Linked DNA regions of Homo sapiens: region 2 is linked to region 1. The links are chromatin loops, found by intact Hi-C in ENCODE. Cell type or tissue: CD4-positive, alpha-beta T cell. All regions are shown on one strand.

The links. Hi-C counts contacts between places; a loop is a spot of excess contacts. Peaks named below come from ENCODE experiments on the same cell type or tissue, not always from the same donor. Only the 100,000 strongest peaks of a DNase experiment are listed, where the experiment ranks them.
Region 2: a loop joins it to region 1, with 4 times the contacts of the local background. A loop is called at or near these places in 7 of 110 quality-filtered maps.

What each region holds. Positions count from the first base shown.
Region 1 is chr3:105,748,331-105,756,330 of GRCh38, reverse strand. CBLB (Cbl proto-oncogene B) reads left to right here. Exons shown (of 19, transcript NM_170662.5): 5 at 4,713-4,869. Among named protein-coding and RNA genes, the nearest start is that of CBLB, 120 kb to the left of the region's middle. In CD4-positive, alpha-beta T cell, no CTCF peak of the experiment used is centred here; DNase peaks (open chromatin) are centred at 3,040 and 3,430; H3K4me3 peaks cover 1,041 bases; H3K27ac peaks cover 5,462 bases.
Region 2 is chr3:105,827,354-105,835,353 of GRCh38, reverse strand. The region is part of intron 3 of CBLB (Cbl proto-oncogene B); the gene reads left to right. Among named protein-coding and RNA genes, the nearest start is that of CBLB, 38 kb to the left of the region's middle. RefSeq lists a silencer at 6,351-6,400. In CD4-positive, alpha-beta T cell, no CTCF peak of the experiment used is centred here; DNase peaks (open chromatin) are centred at 4,913, 5,273 and 6,453; H3K27ac peaks cover 257 bases.

The DNA of each region.
Region 1 (8,000 bases):
GCCAATATAAAACTACAACTGATATTTTATATCAATTTTGTGTTCAGCAACCATGTTCAATTTTCTTATTTCCTATAGTTTAATCTGTAAAATTTTTGTATTTTCTACATATAAAGCTATGTCATAAGCAGACACTGCTTTGTGGTTTTCATTGATTCTTCTACGATTATATACATTTAAAAGTTTTAGTACATCTTCTATTCTTTTAGTACACTAGAGCATATTAGACATATAAAAAGTTAAAAACCATGAACAAATACAGAAAATATATTTTTGAAATCACTTATAATCCCTTCCACAAGCCAGTTATTAAATTTGTGGCATCTCCAGACATTATAGTTTAACATTGGATCATAAAGGACAAAATTTTAAAAATACTATTTCCATTTAGTAGTATCCCATGAACACTTTTCCACGACAATAAATATTTTTCTGCACAAAATTGTTACTAGTGAACGTATTTGTTTTCAAATATTTTGCTCTTATAAACAACACTGCATATAAAAGACTTGTGGATGGGCCTTTGGCTGCTATGTATTTTTTGGACATAATTTCCTTAGGTGAAATCCCTAGAAGTAGATGTTCTTAGTCATAATGTATAGGCTTTTGAAATTTGTTTCCAAATTGCCTTCTAGAAGTGCTGTGTAAATTCTCATTCACACCAGTAGTATACAGAAGTTCCTGTTTGCAAACACCCTGGCTTCTGTTGATGTTCACCCTTTGTTGTATGAAATGTTTTTCATTTTTTCCTATCAGTTGAAACTAAAACCCTGTAGCCTTTTATGAACTAGTGGTTTCATGAAAATATTTTACCTTTTTTTTTTTAAAAGAAATCATTCTCCTCACACTTTCTATTTTCCATTCTTCTTACCTTTTCTTAAAATTGCAGGATTTTCAAATTAGAATATCTAATACACTTCTCCACATTTACACAGGAGAAAACAAGCCTGGAAGATTAAGTGATTTGTCAACTACTGACCAGCTGACACCTTTCCAGATTTATTTCCCTGCATCTGATTAATCCCATTGTCTTTGAAAAGATACTGTTTTTCCACCGCATATTCTCACTCATAGGTGGGAATTGAACAATGAGATCACATGGACACAGGAAGGGGAATATCACACTCTGGGGACTGTGGTGGGGTCAGGGGAGGGGGGAGAGATAGCATTGGGAGATATACCTAATGCTAGATGACACATTAGTGGGTGCAGCGCACCAGCATGGCACATGTATACATATGTAACTAACCTGCACAATGTGCACATACATGTACCCTAAAACTTAGAGTATAATAAAAAAAAAAAAAAAAAAAAGAAAAGATACTGTTTTTCAAGACTTTAAAGAGGATTACTATTGTTTTTTGGTAGACAGACTAGAACTCATTATCTAATAACAGGATTATAACATAGTCTTATTTATCATGTTCTTATCTCTCATGATATTATATGAACAGAACTATCACTTTAACAAAAAGTCATTAATAGATTTCTGTGTAATAGATAGGTGGTAGTAAGCCATCAATAAATGGCAGTTCTTACTCTTATTTGAAATAAAAAGATCCTGAAATTATATTATTATTACAGGTGCATGGCTATCCATTGGTCATGTATTCTATTCTTTGTAGATTGACAGTTACTTATACTTGTTCACTGTATTTTAAAAGCGATTCAGCCTGCAACTTAAGTGGTTTATAATTGTAAGGGTCAATAGAATATATTGAAAGATTTTTGGATTAGTGAAAACTTGGAGTTTAGTTGGCCTTTTTATTTTCTCTCTCTCTCTCTCTCTCTCTCTCTCTCTCTCTCTGTCTCTCTCTCTCTCTCTCTCTCTCTCTCTTCCCTTTTCTTCTTCCCAGGTCTCTGCCAGCACCCTGAAATTTCTACATTTGTAAAACAATTTGCTATTGATATTTTCTCTCATTTGCTTCATCTCTAAAGGAAGAGGTAGTAGAAACCACCACTGTCTTTTTGCAGAAGTTTAAATGGAGGTGTGAAAATTCATGCTTTCTGGGTTCACTTCCTCTCATATACCTCAGAGAAGAATGGTAGCCACTTAGTCTTAAGAAAGTTTAGAGCCTTAGTGCAACAGTTTAGAATAATCTAATTTTTTTGTTTGTTTTTAAAGACTTTGTTGTTGTACTCTATTTCTATTCTTCATTCTTGAAATCCCCTTCCCCCTACCTCTGTTCCCCAGCCCCACCTCCTACACAATAATGGGTGTTTTGCTGAAGTGATCAAATGAGGGTTATCTGTTGCGCAAACACTCATATATGAAAAGTTAACAAAATAGTGCCCTGGCTCCCTAATCCCTATTACTACCACTAATTAAGATTCCAGTGAATGCCTCTTTGGATTTGAGGTTTATCACAAGTAATCTGACAAAGTTTCATTTACACAAGTACTGTGGAAATGTAGCTTGTCCTTTTGTAAATTGTTATTATGAAGGGGTACATTAGACTAAAATTTTCTTAAGTTCATACATCTCGTATAACTGGCTCTGGGAAATCACTGAGTGCTCAAAAGAGTTATGAATTGAATTCACTGTAAATGCTAGATTAGAATAATTTTTATAGTAACAGATGTGGAAGATGTCTATTTGGCCTTTTTAAAAAAACTTTATATGTTATACACAAAATAAATATTGACAATTTGACCACTTTACGTTGTATACTTTATATACGAAACAAAAATGCTTTAACTTCTTCATACGAAAAATAAAATTTATACTGTTCTGAAGTCAGTGGTTCCCTGATCATATTTTTTTTACTCTGAGTATCATGATCAATGTCCCTTTTGTGTGTTGAGTATTTGAAACTTTAATTTGGAAAAGAAAAATGTACTTCTTAGACATTAGTTTTATGGTAATTATAATGAAGCTGGACATAATTGCATATTTATACTTCATTGTAAATCAACAGCTTCCTAATATTCTTAAAAGTGTTCCTTTTTTTTTTAAAAAAAACAGCAGCATTTTGTTAACCTTAATCAGAGCCTGACGTGTGTTTCTTCTAAATGGCATCTGATGTGGTATCTCTCCTCAGTTCTCTGTGGTTTCCTGTTTTTTTCATACATAGAGAAACACTTTTTGAGGTATTAAGCCTCATATTTTTCTTCTTTTAATGGTACCTGAAACCTAAACTCTCTTATAAATACAGCATAGTGTTGTCAACCTGTCTCACCATTAATTTATGCCACTTCCCACAGACTGCTTCTCTGGAATCCCTCCAGCCCTTGCTGTGTATCCATCACCCAGCTAGCATTGTCCTTACATACCCCACTCTAGATTCTTTAGCATTACAGGTTTTACTTCTGTCCCTAAAGTGTGATCTTCAGAGACAAAGATGTTATCTTTATTTCTATAATTGTATTTCCCCAACAGTGCCTTGTTTTAGCAATGAATAGATATAGTAGGCTCTCAAAGTGTTGTCTCTAGAGCAGCAGCAGCAGCAGCAGCCTCAGGGAACATTTTATGGCTGTCAGTGTTCAGGCCCCACCCCAATGCTACTGAATCATAATATCTTGGGTTGAGGATCAGGCTATGTTAACAAGCCCTTCAGATAATTTGGATGCATGCTGAAGTTTGACAAACACTGCTATAGAAAATTATTGAATGAATATGAAAGTTGTACCTTTATGGTGATATCTCATTGAAGAGGATTGATATAGCATGGGGCCAGGCACAATTTAGTTTATTCTGCCTGAGTCTTGTATTTCAGAGATACTGGTAAAGGAAACCTAAGATTTAAATATTTGCTATCTTATAAGAGGATGTTATCTTATAAGAGGGACGGCTTTTATGCTATTCTGTTGTAAAAATTGTAGTTTAAGTTTTAAAAACTGAATGATTTCTTTCTTCTGCCGAATTAGGAATAGGCATTATTCTGAAGCAGGAAGGTTAACTAAGAAATGCATCCTGGGTGTCACTAATTTTCATGGTGGGAAAGAGGGTAGGTGAGTTGGAAACTGGTCAGGTGGGGATAGGTTGAGAGACGTTTCCCTAGTTACCATTCTGTGCTCTTCTAAATTTTTTGAATCATGTAACTGCATAACATGTTAAAATTTTGTCGAATGATATTCAGTCAGAATAAAGTAATAAATATTGAATAAACTCCCATGATATAACCATTGTGGTTGGTTTAAAAATTAAGTTTTTCTTTTGTATTAATATGAAAAGTTAGATAACGTATGTTTTTCATCTCTGCAGAAAACATCAGGGTTGTGGCAGAAATGTCTTGATGGCTTTCTACCTTAGCCTTCTTGAATTGGTTGATACATATTACTCATTTGTGCAATGAATAAAGGATTTCTATTATTATATGGACCCATCATCTTATGACTGTTTTTAGAAAATGAGAATTAAATCTTGATTCATTATTAAATAACCTTGTATACACACATGAAGAGGTCATGACACATAAGACTTTGACCTAATACCTTTTTTCAGATATGTTTCTATAGCTATCTTGATAGCCTAGGACTGTTTGAGAGAAAATTAATTTAAATTTTTGTCATATTCTTAGCAAATGCAAAATAATTGAGTTAAACAGAACCCACTACATTTGTTCTGAAATATGAACAATATTCTCAAATATTTGTCTGGTAGTACAAATACAATTATATTAATTTTATTATTGAATTTTGCTGCTTCAAAGGGAGGTATTTCTTAAATGATACTTGATTCAATTATTTCCCTTTTTTTCCACCTTGCACAGAACTATCGTACCATGGAAAGTATTCAGACAGTGCCTTCATGAGGTCCACCAGATTAGCTCTGGCCTGGAAGCAATGGCTCTAAAATCAACAATTGATTTAACTTGCAATGATTACATTTCAGTTTTTGAATTTGATATTTTTACCAGGCTGTTTCAGGTAAGTTTATACTTGCTTAGTCTATCCATTCCCTTCTTCTCTCTCCCTGTCTTTTCTCTCTGTTTCTCTCTCTCTCTGTCTCTCTCTCACACACACACACATAAACAAACATATGGAAAATAGTGTCATTCCTATTAGTCTGTAATTTTATTGGTATGTTTGGTCATTGTTAAAAGTTTAGAGTGAGCCATTTGGCTTAAGTTTGGAGTTATCAGATGCTGTGAGCCTGGTGGCTGCTTGTTAGCTTTGAGAGGATCCATCCAAAAGAGCTTTGTTTTAAACTCTCTACTTAGTTTCTTACTTTATTTTGTTGATCTTTTAGCACAATGATGGATAGAATGCAACAACTGGAGGTGGGCATTTGCCACCTAGATCTAAAATCTTTCCCTTTGCCTTCTGTGTTTATTAGGTCAAAAGGGAAATAGTAAACTTAGAAATATCAGACTGTTCTGTATAGGACAGAACTGTGTCCTGTACTTATTTTGTAAATTGCTTTGCACATTCAACCATGTGTAATGAACATTTTTCAAAGTCAATAAATATTCTTCATCAGTTCCCTTGTCATATTCATTCAAAATAGTATGTCAGTATTAACAAAGCTCTCTTTTGAAAAATTTAGGTCTTTTCCCACATTTTCTCTAATGTAAACAACTTTAAGATGAACATTTTTGTTGTGCTTATTGTTTTTCCCTTTAAATTATCTTCCATAATTGTTTTCACATAGCAAATTAGAAGAAGGTAGCATTATATGGATACTATCATTTTCTTCTTTTGCGTGCCTTAATGGAATTATCTTAAACATGAAGACTTGAAATTTGTGTTTTGAGATTGACTCTGCCACTAAAATGTGTATCATCTGTGGGATTCAGTTCAAGTAGTCACAAAATAAAAATTTTCTGCTTAACATTTTTATGATTTGGTAACATAAATTATATAGTAAATGAGGTAAATTGATCAGACTGGGCTTACTTATGTTCTGATATTATTTTTTATCATTTTAATCTGAAGTAACATTGATTCTCTTTGAAACATGCTTTCAACAAATATCAGAGTATAATGTTGATTTCATGTTTTTCATGTTACATGAACTTCTCTGATTTATAATTCTGCTTGGCACTAGCTAGCAAGGATTGGATGACTGGTTTTTGTAATAAAAACCACAATGCACAGGATTAGCTTTTAATTTATGAAGGAACCCATTATTAGAAGAGAGATTAACTCCTGTCAACAGTACATATAGGATGTGAAACCCCGCCTCTACTAAAAATACAAAAAATTAGCTGGGCGTGGTGATGAGCACCTGTAGTCCCAGCTACTTGGGAGGCTGAGGCAGGAGAATGGTGTGAACCCGGGAGGCAGAGCTTGCAGTGAGCTGATATCGTGTCACTGCACTCCAGCCTGGGCAACAGAGCAAGACTCTGTCTCAAAAAAAAAAAAATACATATAGGATATATTTCACTTCATTACAATTACAGAATCATAATTCTACCTTCTATATAGGGTAAGCAATTACATAAATCACTGATGAAAGTGTGCTTTTGATTATTTTAAATTTTTTAAATTCGTGATTATTCCCTTGGTGTATGTATTACAGTTTGACAGTTTATGTTTTTTTCAAAGATTTTAAGATATATTTTAGAAAAAAAAGTTGTCTGATATTGGTCATTTTATAATGGAACCTCTCCTTTCTTTAAAGGTTTCTGATAATTTTACAGAATATCTTATTTATTTAACATGATACAAAGACATTCTAAATAGTAAGAGCTTTGCTTCTTCACCTTGTCAAGGAAGAGAGTAAAAGTAATCTTCCTACATTAAACCTAACTGCTCATTCTAGGAAGTGAGTATATTTTTTTGTGGTGAGCCTGGATGACTTTTTACTGTGGGTATTAAATGCTAGAATTCCTTGCAGTTATATATTGAAAGTATGAGGGCAACTTAATGTTGGTTAAACGATTACCTAAACTGCTATTTAGTATGTGGACATATTTTCTTATAAGCTGTTTTACTTTAAAACAGCACAAGTCAACCTTAATACTCTAAGGAATATATATCTTATTTACTTTCACTGGGATGGGAAAAGAAAGGGCTATTTTTAAGTCAAGCTACTGTGAAAAGTTTTATATCATAAAATGAAAATCTTACCTGGGCTAGGGAATGCCTAATCATTTTAAAAACATGATTACAGAAGCAGCTGAAGAACTCTTGTTAGCCCGTGTATTTCTGAGATTCATCATTCCATTTATTTCTATGCTGTAATCAAATGCTTTGAATATAATCGTATGTGTGCCTTAAAATATGATAAAATTGATTCTGTTTATAGAGAAGTAGATGGTTTAACTTTTGCTGATCTTTTATTTTTATAAAACTTTAAAAATTAAGTGATTTTCTTAAATGTATTATATTTATTAAATCCTTACATTTATATATTCTGTATGAAAATATGTTTTGCTAATACTGTGTGACTGCGGGAACATACATTCAGCTATAGCCATGATATTAGTAGTTAATTGGCAGTGACTTCTGACTAAATTATTGGGAGTGGGGTATTTAGCAGAAAGGGAACTGAAGGTGAGCAAGGTACACTTAGAATTTGGGGTCTGAAGTAGAGAAACTAGCAGAAGAAGGAGCCAGTGGGGGGGCAGGAGATGAAGTTGAGAATTGCAGAGGGAATGAAAGAAGTAAAAATGTTTGCTTCCTCTTGGCTTTCATTCTTATATGCAGGCAGAACCTGAACAAATACTTGGGAGTCACTGGAGGGATCTTACTGTGGTCACCTTCCTCATTTCCTCTTCTTCCTTCTTTCCTTCTCTTTATCCTTCTCTTTTCTCTCAAAGTCACTTAGAGATGCTGGAATCAGCACATGCTAATATTAGTCCTGGAAAGAAATTATAGGGATTTTGCTTCTCCCTTCCTTCTCCCTGGGGCTGTTGTTCCCCTTTTCCTCTATATCCCCACTGTTAGAAAAAATGGGGTCACTGAGAAATGGGGCACTACATTTGGGGGTAGCAGGATAAGGACGGAGTATTTTAGTAGAATATCCTATTGACTATGGAATGTGTAGCATCAATGGAATAGTGAGGAAAATCAAAGAAGAGGAAAGTCCTCAGTTGTAGTAAAGAATTATAGAG
Region 2 (8,000 bases), 79 kb before region 1:
ACATTTCCTTCACTGTGAGATAGTAGTTTTACACATCATTCAACATCCAGTTGTTCAGTTTTCACAAAAAGATTTCTGAGAAATCTGACTTCAAAGTTACTCTTTTCAAACTGAAGCTCGTTTTTAGAACTATTCATGATATAGGAAAATACATTCATAACTGAAAGCTTTTTTTGGGTTATTCTTTGTAACATTACATGCCGCTTTTCACCAATGAAAAGAATCCTCAAGAACCTGGAAAAAGCAATTCCTTTTTGCAGTTAAAATGAAGATAAAGAGCCTTGAAAAATGGCTGATGCTAATAGTTCATGGAGATTAATAAGTGATATGTGAAAGGCAGACTGTCCTGTAGTTGCAAAATGTTACATAGTTTGTACACCTTGTCAGCGTTGTGATAACATGAAGTCATAGTTTAATTGGTAAACAAGAAAAGCTTCCAATAAAGTGTCCCATGGATGATCTTTTCCTTTGAGACTGCAGCATTTCTGAAGAATATAGGGTATCTTGTGATACAGCAAGGTAAAAGCAGGGCACATCTTCCCTATGATAAATCTGTGCTCTTATTGTCGGAGTTTAACCTAGTCCTTCATATTTTGTTTCTGAATACTTGAGTTCATTTATGTATAGTGGGGAAGATTTTGTTTTTGATTTTGACTTCTGTCATGCTTGCTTGCTTACTTGATTTTCTTTTCTTTTTTGAGATGGAGTTTTGCTCTGTCGCTCAGGCTGGAGTGCAGTGGCGCAATCTTGTCTCACTGCAAGCTCCGCCTCCCTGGTTCATGCCATTCTCCTGCCTCAGCCTCCTGAGTAGCTGGGACTACAGGTGCCTGCCACCACGCCCGGCTAATTTTTTGTATTTTTAGTAGAGACGGGGTTTCACCGTGTTAGCCAGGATGGTCTCCATCTCCTGACCTCGTGATCCACCCGCCTCGGCCTCCCAAAGTGCTGGGATTACAGGCATGAGCTACCGTGTCCAGCCCTATTTCTTTATTTAAAAATGACAAATACATTTATGGTTGTACTACATGATGTTTCTGTATATGTATACATTGTGGAATGGCTAAATCAAGCTAATTAACATAGCCATTACTTCCCATACTTACTTTTTTTCTTTTTTAACTGGTGAGAACATTTAAAATATACCCTCTTAGCAATTTTCAATATACAGTACATTGTTAACCTCTTGAACTTATGTCTCCGGTCTAACTGAAATTTCGTATCCTTTGACCAATAGCTCTTCATCCACTGCCTCAACTGCCCACCCCCACCCCAGGAAATTGTGATTGATATATTTTTTAAGGTTGTTGAATTAATTGTCTTTTTTGCAGTTAAAAAATATATTAATAGTAAAATGGGCTAGGTAGAGATTTTTTCAGAGGGCAAGTTAATTCTGGACCTGACAACCTTAAGGTCTGGAAAAATAGTTACTCTCAAATTTTTTTTTTTAAAACGAAAGGTTTTACTTAATTATCAGGTTCTAATTCCCTTAGGATACTGGTCTTCAGTGATTGTTTAAATGTCTCAGAGGAAACTTATATAAAGTTTGGAATTTTCATTTTAAAATTTGTGTTGTTCCAAGATTTCAAAACAGATCTAATCTAGATTATTATTGATGTTAAATGATGTAAAATAAAAGTATATTTAATTTTAGAAATTTCCATTAATAATAAAATTATTCAAATTATAAGGAATATACCCAAGAATGTGAGTTCTTTTCAAACCAGAATTAAACTCATTTATATTTATAATACCCCTAAGTACTGAAAATAAATACTAACAGCATTTCTTATTCAGAAAACAAAACTGGTTGCAAGCAGCAAGAGAAAATATCTTGCTGAGTGTCGCTTTGAAAGCCAAATGAGTTGTAAAAAAAAAGTAAAAGTTCCTAGTTTTTGTTTTACAATAAAGTTTCTAATTTTGTCTTTAGTTTTAACTGATCATAGAAATTAATAAGCCTGTCTGTCTCAGAGAGAGATATTTGTTCTGCCTTCACTATTCTGCCTGAAGCAGGATTCTGGAATGTTCTTCAGAATCATGCAGAATGAGTTGTAATTATTTGCTACAGAATGAGTTGCAATATTTGCTAGTCTTCAAATTCATTCTCATTATTCAAGATTATATGATCAGAATGAATGGAAACTGCGATGGCTATAACCTAGAGAAGTAATAAGACAAAAAGCATTATTTACTCATATGAAGGGTTTATCATTCATATTTCTTCATCATCTACCTTTCTAGATTCATTTCACGACACTCTCCCTCAGGTCTTCCTTCTTTATCCACTCACATCATTTTTCAGTTTTTCAGGCCTTTAGGACCTCCACATCTGAGGCTTCATGTGCCTGATTTTTTTCCAACTACCTAACACATCTTTCGTATCATAACTTAAATGTCATTTCCTCAGAGAGGCCTTCCCTGAGTGATCATTAAATGTTTTGACACATTATTTTATCTCATGGTATTCTGCTGTGTTCTTTCCAGTACTTGTCACAGTTTCTGTTTCTTCGTTTTCTTCACCACTGTCACCACAGTGCCTACTTCATTTCCAACACGGTGTAGGTACTCAATACAGATTGAAGGAATGAAGGATAGATAATGCACTCATCTTGAGCTACATCCTATTTAGTGAGCACCATAAAACTTGGCAGGCATTGTTAGACCTTTATATGGACAAGAGCTTTGATGGTTCGTTTTTGTTTTGTTCAGTTTTGTTTTCTTTCTGGAGATGGAAAAAGAAATTTAATAGTGATAAAGCCAGAGAAACTTAAGCTGGACCTGTCAATCTGGTATGGTTGAGAGGTATTTATTTTAATCAGCTGTGGATTGTATTTTCATGTGACATTTTAAAAAGGATGAAAAGGGTCTTACAGCCACATGCATCATTCTTTTGCCTGCTGATCCATAATTAGAATCAGCATCTAGAATCTGTTTTTGTATATAACTGAAGTATCAGAGTTACAAGTAAAACCACTTTCCACGTTATTTGTTGTCCATTAACTGCTGAAGATTAGCATATTTAAAAGTTTTACTGAGAAGCACATAATTGGAACCTGATGTTTGTTATTTATCCTGATTCATGTTATATTTTCTTCTTAGTGGACATTAAAATTTCAAAATTGCTATAACAGAGGTGCTGTTGGGGTAGTTTCTTAGTTGTATATGGGTCGTATATTGTATATGGGAATCTTTTTATGGTACACATCTGTTTTCATCAAATAGGTGAGTAGTATTCGGGCATTACCTTATACCTTCTTTAAAGAATTTTCATCCATTGCTTTAATAATTATATTATGCCAGCTCTATTTAATATAATTAAATTTTTTTTTAAAATTTCCTGTTGTATCAACCTGAAACTACTTTGACTAGCATTTTGGCTGCAACCTTCTTTTCTTAACTGTTCAGTATCCCTCTGTGTATTTTTATTTGGTTCCCTTAATTGGAAATAATTTAAAAAACATAATGTGTGACTTTCTTGCTTACTCTTGAATAACATTTAAACTTCAGCCTCACTTGTCTAATTTCAGTTCTGAGGTATGTTCTACTTGTTGCCTCCTCAAATTGCTTTGCCTTCCTGAAAAGTTTTTCTTTTGATTCTACATATTTTCAGGGGAGGGATAAAGATCTAAGCATAAATATCACCTCCTTAGATGGGTCTTTTTTGACCATCCTATCAAATAGGTTGTCACAGTTAGTATTGTGAATATTTTCTGATGATTTATTTTCTCCCCCAACAAATTTTAACTGTCTTTCAAAGTATAATTGAAGTTCTCATTCTTGAAGCATTTTCTGAATAATCAAGTGCTAGAACTTGAGCATTTTTTAGCTTTTACTTTTTGTCAGAACATTGTAGTTGGTGGTGTAGAGACAGTTCTATCTTGATGCTTCAGGTTCTCATTTCTACTTGAGGGAAGCTCACAATTTTCAGGAATCACGGAGGATGGCATTTGAGCCCGCCTGGCGGTCTGAGCCCACCTGGAGATCCCCATCCTTTCAATGGGGAAATGTATTTGAGCTATTCCCCAAGCTAATGCTCAGGTAGGAGATACAGGCAGGAAAAGATGTCATGGAAGATATTTTAAAGGAATGGGAGTATACGCCTAGCTTAGAATACAATATGTGAAAGCATATTGTATTGTGGTTCTTTGGTGCTGGATATCTCAGGAGTGGAGGAATTGAAGGATTGTGTTTTCATTTTTACACTTTTTCTCTTCTGCTCTTCTGATTTTTCAACCATGAACATGGTTATGTGTATGGTCTGGTTTGGGGGAAGTATATATCAGAAAAAATAAAACAAGAAAGGAAGTTACTCTGGTTACCATGCAATTTCGTATTTAAATGACAAGGTTTTGCATTTTGGATATTTCATGTCAGCCGTGTCTCCTCAGCTAAGTTCTAGTCACTTAGAAGTTTGGTGTCACTGAATTATAATTTTGGTGCTTCCCATGTTTTATATTTACACTAGACTACATGCTATATGGACAATGTGCAATCAGTTAATATCTGAATGAATGAATTGACCAACTTTTGAGAACAGAGTTTGACATAAATTTGGTGGTTTTTGGTTCATTGTGCTTTAATTGAAGGAGAAGTAGACATTGTACTTCACATTAGGCTACTCTTTAGATAAGCTTTCCATTACATGGCATGTGTCTTACTTTCTTACTTGATAATGGCTCTGTTTCTGAAATTATATAAACAGATTTTTACTGTTTTTAAACTTTACAACTTAATATTAGACTGTAAATTATTTACTTATTTATTGGAAACAAACTTTTAGATACAGAAATTGGTCTTTTAAGACAACAACAAAAAATACCTAGTTTTTAATCTGGCTCCTGTCTTTCATGACTAAGTCTGACTGATCTTTCTTGTTATATGATGCTTTATAAGATTGATTCTGTATCCGGGTTACCAACGCTTCCTGTAACAGAAGAAAAACATTCAGATCCTTATAGTGCTGAGTCAGGGGAAATTATTACATACAACAAAGGAAAAGTCTTTGATAGGAAATATTGCTTCTGGTAGGAAATTAAGTACAGAGTACAAGGATCTAAATGTCTGTCATATAAACAATGGGCAATCTTATTAGGCAATTTTGGACACCTATTACGTGGCTTTATTTATTTATTAATAGTAGGCTTTTCTCATCATGGTTCATGGGGATTTGTAAGGTAACGATACCCTGGACAGCCTTCCAAGATGTTTTGATGTTGGCAGCAATGCATTACTGGGGCAGGGGCAGGGGAGGAGGTAGAAAGTGTGATAACTCTGCATCACTCCTTCTTCTTTGTTCTCATTTATAACACCTAAGGCATTGGAATTCCCCAGAGTAAGAATTCTAGTGAAAAGGGAAGCAAATAAAATACATCTGACAGTTGGGATCCTTGGGTTTATACATGTGCTGACTAATTACATATGAAATGAGATATCCCCTTAAATTAAAACTATTTGAAGATACCACTTCAAATATATGTAATAGATGATTTACACTTCTTATCATGGCTTTCAATAGCAAGAATTTCTCTTGCAGTAGGATAATTAACTAGAAATATAAAGAAATGTTTCAAAAGTATAATAATGTAGAAGAAAAATAGAAAAATTTGATTTTGGAAGAAATCTTCCTCCATTATTATGAAGATAGCTGCAGTTTGGTTTTTTTTTTTTTTTTTTTTTTTTTTTTTTTTTTTGGGACGGTCTTGCTGTGTCGCTCTGGCTATGGTGTGGTGGCATGAACACAGCTCACTGCAGCCTGTACTTACTAGGTTGAGCCATCCTCCTGCCTCAGTCTCCAAGTAGGCTCCCAAGTAGGTGGGACTACAGGTACATGCCACTATGCCTGGCTGATTTTTAAATTTTTTGTAGAGACAGGGTCTCGCCATGTTGCCTAGGCTGGTCTTGAACTCCTGGGCTCAGGCATTTCTCCTGCCTTGGCCTCCCAAAGCGTCAAGATCACAGGCATGAGTCACCACACCCAGCTGATAGCTGCAGTTTTGTGTGTGAGAGTTGATCTTCTTGCCTTTACTGTGACAAAACATCTTTATGGAAAGACAAACAGTATTCGTTACGTTTATTTTACCTGTGTATTCAAGAATGTTTATTTTTTTCATAAGCTACAAAACCAGATTAGAAAAGTAACTTGTATTTCCTAAAAGGAGGCATATTTTAGGAGCTATATGAACTGGGCATTTTTAATTTTTTTTCATTACTTTGGGGAATATTTCAGGATCTCATCAGCATTCATTACATGGGAGGACAGGGGATTAAAAAAACAAAATTGATTGTTAATGAATTTTTTTTTTTTTGTATTTAGGAAGAAGAAAGACTGTAACTTAAAAAGAATTGTGGCAAATTATATATGTTAAATATTCTGGTCTAGAAATGTGGTATAGAGGTTCCCTAGAAGCTTCTGTTCCACTGTGGTTAAAATGTTTTCTCACCTTCTTGAACTGTCTTTGTAGGTGATGTCATGAAATGTCCCAAGAGAACGTTGTATAAAACTTCCTTTGACCTTTCTGGACTCAGGGCTGAGCTCCTTAGACCTACAGTTTCTTGTTAAAATCGAGTAGGTTGTGTTTGAAAAATAAAGTTTATTTGTAAAATTATTTCAGTTTATATTTTATGTATAATCATCTCTCTTACAAATATATGACTCAAGGAAAGATAGTATTTTGCCCTAGGGTCAAGAGTGAAATTATTTAAACTTATTAGTGCATATTTATTTCTTTTCTATTTTATGCTAAAAAAATGTGTGGAACTAAAATTTGAAAAGATACTTATTTTGTTAGTTTAGAAAATGTTTAGTATTTCATATAATCTTAACTTTCAAGTATTTTGGCGTCTATCTTAATATTTTCTCCTTTAAGAAAAGACAAAAATTAAAAATCTTATTCTAACTTAGTTTAGTCCACTCAGTGAAACAGCATTTAATATTTAATGAAAATTGTTTTGTCGTTTCCTTTGACATCTGTATTAAAGATTGCTAATTGCCTCCAAAATCCATTTTGTCCCTTTCCTATCATTATATATTTCCCCATTGTTATCCATCCATAGTAAAGATAGCATTTCCTGGGTTCACATGTTGCTGATGTGGCCCTGTGAGCAAGTTTTGATGAATTGGATGTGAGTAGAAGTGAGCTGTGCAGCTTCTAGATCATGCCCTTAAAGGGAAGCCACATGCCCGCTCATTCCCCTTTTTCCTGCTCCCTGCTGGCTAGAATGTGAACAGGGTTATGAGTCATCTCAACCATGTGAAGGAGGGTGATGGAACAGGGATGGGAGAAGGAGCCTAAGTCCTTGACTTCTCCATAGACTAGAGCTGCTTTGCTTAGGCGAGAAGGAAATAAACATCAGCATCAGATAGTATTATTCTGTCACACTTAGCCAAAACTGTGTATAAAATACATTACCATGCTGACAGAATTCACCATTTCTGCTGTGTTTTTTTGAGGTTTAAGTTTCAAATTTGCATAATATGTGAAGGCATTTTCATGTGAAATAAAACATTATTAACTATATCTTGTTTTCAGAGCAACCACTGGATTCATGCTAATACTGCTTTTATATTACAGTTATTCAGTATTAAACCATTTTGTGACTATCTGTAACTGTTAGATGTATGACCCATTTGAGGCGTAAACAGAGTGCTGTCTCTTGATAATCTAAATTTCCTGTCTTAAATTTTTGTGTCTGCTTTGCCTCCCTTTCTTTGTCTTCCTCCCTCATGTCTTTCCCTCCCCTTTCTGCCTTTGGCTAATGTCTGGGCCAGTGCTGGTAAAGTGCTCCCTGGCCAGTCCATGGGAGTTTAAGGACCTTAACAGAGACCAGGTTCCTGGCGTTACTTCTGAACACACACACACACACATACACACTGGTAAAATTCAGTTACTTGCTTGGGGAGTTTATGAGTTTATATTGTAATGGATGGAAAAATGCCCTGTGCTTTGCAACCTTTTAGACTAAGTAATAACACTTACAAGAAATTGTGAGTGTTATGGGAACCA